2 separate regions of the Homo sapiens genome follow, and region 1 is linked to region 2. Evidence: chromatin contacts called from ENCODE Hi-C or POLR2A ChIA-PET data. All regions are on one chromosome and are shown on one strand. Each heading gives the region's core, a stretch centred on a gene start or an enhancer-like site at or near the end of the contact. The rest is flanking DNA. Distances are from core to core; before and after follow the strand shown.

Evidence for each region. A loop is a pair of places that touch in the nucleus more often than their neighbours do. ChIA-PET counts read pairs that join two places held with the same protein, here RNA polymerase II (POLR2A). Pooled maps may share reads with other maps.
Region 1: a loop to region 2 is called in a pooled map, with 2.8 times the contacts of the local background. The contact joins two enhancer-like sites. A Hi-C loop is called at or near these places in 1 of 50 pooled maps. POLR2A ChIA-PET finds 5 or more read pairs at or near these places in 2 of 52 experiments (GM12878 and Panc1).

The regions. Positions count from the first base shown.
Region 1 is chr1:182,425,020-182,427,817 of GRCh38, forward strand. No RefSeq gene overlaps it. Among named protein-coding and RNA genes, the nearest start is that of LINC00272, 19 kb to the left of the region's middle. Within about 2 kb of position 1,517, at least 2 of the 41 ENCODE cell types and tissues checked have a DNase peak (open chromatin) inside an H3K27ac peak, as active enhancers do.
Region 2 is chr1:182,169,588-182,172,427 of GRCh38, forward strand. No RefSeq gene overlaps it. Among named protein-coding and RNA genes, the nearest start is that of ZNF648, 110 kb to the left of the region's middle. Within about 2 kb of position 1,429, at least 3 of the 41 ENCODE cell types and tissues checked have a DNase peak (open chromatin) inside an H3K27ac peak, as active enhancers do.

The DNA.
Region 1 (2,798 bases), core at 267-2,766, 260 kb after region 2:
CTAAAAAACCAAAAACTATTTTCATTCCAGTTTCCTAAACAATTTGATGGCAGGTAAACTGAAGTTTCATTGTCACTAAAAAGTGATTCGTGTGCATAACGATTACTAAGCTCAGAGGACTAGCAAAAGCTTCAAATCTCAAAGTCATCATACCTCATTTTCTGGTATAATAAAGTAAATCAACAAAAACACAACTTTAAATCAACAAGATATTTCAAAAATAAATAAATATTGAGCAGAAATGGCTATTATGCCATCAAAGTATAAGTGGCACAGTATATTATATATGAAATTTTTTTTGAGACAGGGTCTTGTGCTATCAGCCAGGCTAGAGTGCAGTGGAACAATCACAGCTCACTGCAGCTGTGACTTCCCAGACTCAAGTGATGCTCCCACCTAAGTTGGTGGGACTACAGGCATGCACCACCACACCCAGCTAATTTTTTATTTTTTGTAGAGATGGGGTCTTGTCATGTTGCCCAGGCTAGTCTTGAACTCCTGGGCTGAAGCCATCCTCCTATCTTGGCTTCCCAAAGTGCTGGGAGTAAAGGTGTGAGCAATCACACCTGGCCTATGTATGATACTTTTTAAAAATTATTATTTTTTTCCTTTTTGAGACAGAGTCTCCCTCAGTCACCTAGGCTGGAGTGCAGTGCCACTATCTTGCCTCACTGCAACTTCCGCCTCCCAGGTTCAAGCGATTCTCCTGCCTCAGCCTCCCGCGTAGCTGGGGTTACAGGTGCCTGCCACCACGCCTGGCTAATTTTTGTATTTTTAGTAGAGATAGGTTTTTACCATGTTGGCCAGGCTGGTCTTGAACTCCTGACCTCAGGTGATCCGCCTGCCTTGACCACCCCAAAGTGCTGGGATTACAGGCATGAGCTACTGTGCCTGGCTAAAAAATTAATTTAGAAAAACTGGAAAACTGAAAAAGAAAAAGAAAGAAGGGATGAAAGTTCTTGTCCTGGGTCTACCAAAAGGGTGGCAAATAAGCCTTTGTGTTCCTGAAGTCTGGATCCTTCTAGTCACCCAGGAGAGAAGACAGTTTTTTTGTTTTGCTTTGTTTTTTGTTTTTTCCCTAAAATGCAAGCCCCTTCTGGTGGTACAGTACTCAAACTATTGAAGAAGGGTCAGGATGGACCTTTTGGGTTTTAGGAGATTAAAAAGCAAGCAACAGTCCACCCTGCAAGAAATCCCAGAGACTGGGAAGGGCACAAGACTGTGGGTTTGGCTGGCAGTAGATGCAATCACTCATTCTGAGCAAGACCTCAGAGGAAACAGCAAGAGCTGATGGGATCCAGTGGGTCAGAAGGCTCTGAGGCCCATGAAAGGAGCACTGGTGTTGGAGGTGGCTCAGGGTGAATGTGGTCGCTCAGAGAGCTGTCCTCCTAAAAAAGCCCCTGCTGGCTTGAGCAGGAACCAAGCTGTGGCAGCCCCTTTATTTCAGTGGGCTACAGCACTAGGGAGCTATGAAGTCAGTTCCCCATGGTAGATGAGGGTGAGAGGTGGAGGGTAAGAAGGGTGGGGACTTGTTACCATAGCAACGTCAAGAACACTATTCATGCCTCTCCCTTTTCTGAGAATGGTTGGCTATTCAACAGATTTTGAGACTGTATTAGCCGTGGGATTCTTAGAGAAAAGGGGAAATCGAGGTGGATGATGAAGGGTCCATTTCCTGACAGTCTTGGGGGCTAAAGCCAGTTTTTTCACTTCAGAAATGAGTGACATGGCCAGACACCATGGCTCACGCCTGTAATCTCAGCACTTTGGGTGGCTGAGCTTGGCCAACATGGTGAAACCCCATCTCCACCAAAAATACAAAAAATTAGCCAGGCATGGTGGCACACACCTGTAATCCCAGTTACTCAGGAGGCTGAGGCATGAGAATCACTTGAACTCGAGAGGCAGAGGTTACAGTGAGCCAAGATTGTGCCACTGCATTCCAGCCTTGGTGACAGAGTGAGACTCCACCTCAAAAAAAAAAAAAGTGAGTAACATTACTTCCGCTCAGAGAGTGTGAAAATGTTTATGTATAATTTTTACATCTGCATAGGCAGAAAATCAGGAAAAATAACTATGTACTCTCTTGCCTGATGTTCTCATAGCCAAGCTGTTGATTCTTATGACCATTCAAATGATGAGAGTTATTTTGATGCACCTGAGTCAACTTTCAGAATGACCCCAATAACTGCAAATTGTTGCTCTGGGTAATATGAAAGTTCTCACTTCTCTTGATGGGAAACTCAAGCAAGTTTCCTCTCGCAGTGGCATATTCAGGGCCCAGGCCTGATTTTCAATGTGGTGTGGCACAAGGCTGTTCTGGAACATCTTGGGCTGGGTAACTATTAATACTTGGCTAAAGCACCACAGTACCAAATCTTGTTGATGCAGGGGGACTGGTAAGACCACCTAGGAGGGACTTCATGTTCTCAGAGGCCTTAAAGTAGCAGACCCTCATCTGTTTCCCTCACCTGAGAAACTGGGCTGTCTTTTATGGGTGTGAGTCCATGGTGGAAATAATGCTAATGAGAGTGGGCAGGTACTCTTACTTATAATCTGAAAAGGGTTTAGCAGGCTAAACCTTACACTGAAAAGGGTTTAATGGGTGATTTGTCGTGCTCTAACCTTGACTTAAGTAGTTTGGATTTTCTGTACTTGGCTCTCTTATGTCTCTCCTTCCAAGGACAGGAGAAATGGAAATCCTTTTCAGGTGGCCCAGGACTCCATTCCAGTCCAGCAATGTTCTCTGATTTTTCCTGAGTATTAAAGGTTCCTGATGAGAATGGAGAGGAGGAGAG
Region 2 (2,840 bases), core at 179-2,678:
CTATGCTAGTTTTTCAGAGAGAATTTAAAGTCAGGAAATCTTTGAACACACGTGGTGTCACCTGTACTTTTTGGAGCCTTCTGCACCCACTTAACCATGCTTCTAACTCTGTCTTTCTTGCTGTGTTGTCTAGGGATCTGGGAAACAGAATGTTCGCACCTCTTGCCTGATTTCTCTGTTGATTTTTTTTCTGTGCATGTCAGAGAGGTCTGGAGGAAGTTAGCCACCTGGGGAATGTGTGCTTACTGGCTATTCATAGTCAAACCCAGAATGGGAATTGACATTCATTGAAATCATGAATGTCATGAGGAAGCACATATAATGTAGAGACAAGTACCAGGCACCATAAATACACGTTATTTTTGGCAGATTATGTTCAAATTATTATATTTTCCAGGGCTGAGACACCAAACTAAGTCTGGGTGTGGTGGTTTATGCCTGGAATCCCAGGGCTATGGGAGACCAAGGTGGAGGGATTGCTTGAGGCCAGGAGTTTGAGACCAACCTGAGCAGCATGCCAAGACCTCATCTGTACCAAAAAAATAAAAAATAAAAATAAATAGCTGGTCATGGTGGCGTGTGTCTGTATTCCCAGCTACAGGAGGCTGAGGTGGGAGGATTGTTTGAGCTAGGGAAGTAGAGGCTGCAGTGAGTCACGAGCATACCACCGCACTCCAGCCTGGGTGACAGAGTGAGACCCTGTCTCCAAAAGAAAAAAAAAAAAAGAAAAAAAAAACTAATAATTCACATTCAAAACAAAATGATACCTGTCTATGGCAGCTCCAGAACACTCCCTAATGTGCCATAGATGTTTAAGAAACTCATTCCACACACTTCCTTTAAGGCATTCTCAGGTTTCCTAAGGCAAGCTAGCTTCTACCTCCCTTTTCTAAAGATGTGCCTAATGATCTAAAAGGAGGTGGGCCCCTCTATGCTACCTCATACAGGTACTTGGGCAATAACAAGATTGTGGTTTCCAGAATAAATAATGGGCACTGCCACCATCGGAGTCCATAGGATGCTGTATGAGTGCCAAACAGTTCAGGCTGGCATCTCTGTTAGTTTCAAATGATAAAATGCTAGGCTATAACAATGTTTAAAGATTATCTCTTCCAATTCCTTCAATACATTGTCCCAAGTCACCTGGGACACCGTGAATGGCCTTCCTTCCCAAGCTCATCTCCTCCAAACATATCCAGCTCCTCTTTTCCATTTTATCTATTACGATAAACAGAGTGTCGTTACCACAGAGTTCAGCAATTCATTTCCCTCTGTTTTTTCCATGTGTCTATTATTCTATGTTTCCATATAGATGGCAGCATCCCCCTTTGGCCTTCCCCTCCTTCTCTGGCATGTATTCTAACTGCTTGTCGACGGGTGCCAGGAAGTCTCAACCTTATGTAGTCTTTCAGACAGAAGGAGAACCTAGCTGACAGCATTGTCTCCTAATTTTCTCGTAAGACGAAGTACAGCTAGAAAGGAGAAGCATAAGTTTCAGAAGAGGAATCTGACCACGTGGAGGAGACTTTGCTGTATTTTCTAAGAAATCTTTGTGATTAACCAAATATGTTGGTTATGACACTTTCAGCTGCCTGAAACAGAAAACTCCCACTCACACAGCTTGAAAAATGCAAACAAATGTATTGTCTCACATACTTAAAGTCCAGAGATGGCTTGGGTTTCAGGAAAGATACGGTTCAGTGCTATTCAGTAATGTCATCAGGGACAGAGGTTATTTCTGTCCTTCCAGTCTGCTGTCCTCAGCATGGGTTCATTCAACAAGATGGCGGCCACTGGATATCAGCTGGCCACACACTTCCTGTTCATATCCAGTAGGAAAGAATGAATGGAAGTAACCTCTGCCCAAAGGCCCCTCCTTTAGTCTGATTGGGCCAAATTAAGTAATACATTCATCATTGGCCTAATAACAGTTGCCAGAAGGATGTCATGTGCTAACTGGTATAGATCAAGGCTTTTCAATAGCAGTAACACTGACATTTTGGACTGGATTCTTCCTGTTGTGGGGGCTGTTCTGTGTACTATAGAATGTTTAGCAGCATCCCTAGGCTTTATAGTCCCTCAGCACCACCTGTCATGAGAATTAAAAATGTCTCCTGACATTGCCAAATGTCCCCTGGAAGACAGGAAAAATCACCCCAGGGCTGAGAACCACTGGTATAGACTAATCAGGTTACTTATGGCCTCTGCACCTTAGTTTTCTAAGATAGTCATCCTATCCATGTGTAAAATGGGACTCATACTAGTAGCTCTCTCATATGACCATTATGAGAATTAAATGAGTAAGTTTATGTAAACACACAGAATATAGTAAGCAATACGTAAATGATAACTATTACTTTCGTCCACTACTCAGTGTATGAAACATGATGTGCTCAAATATTTTCTGAATAATTCAGTGGAAAAGTCACTTGGATCCATGTAACAGTGATGTAGTTCAGAAAAATGGTATTCTACAACGCTACTACTGCTGAACATTTCTGAAGTTGGGATTATATTCTGAATTTATGAGGCACGTCATTTCTTCATTTGAGAATGTCACTGGAATATAAGGCCTTATTACATGTATAAGGGTAAAACCTGGTGCCATTTGGAATTTAAATGGCCACTATGAAATGAAAAGGGTGAGCTAGTGGGAATCAGGGACCTTAGATGGACTCGCTGGTTTATTCATCCAGAACATAGACCAAGTCTGTTCAGCCTTGCATCCTGGAAGCCAAAACTGAGAGCATTTCCTTAGCTGAAGGTTGTAGAGTTGGAAGTGCAATCTGAAGTCCAATGAATAAAGGTGCTGAGAGGAGTATCTTGATAACATAATTTAA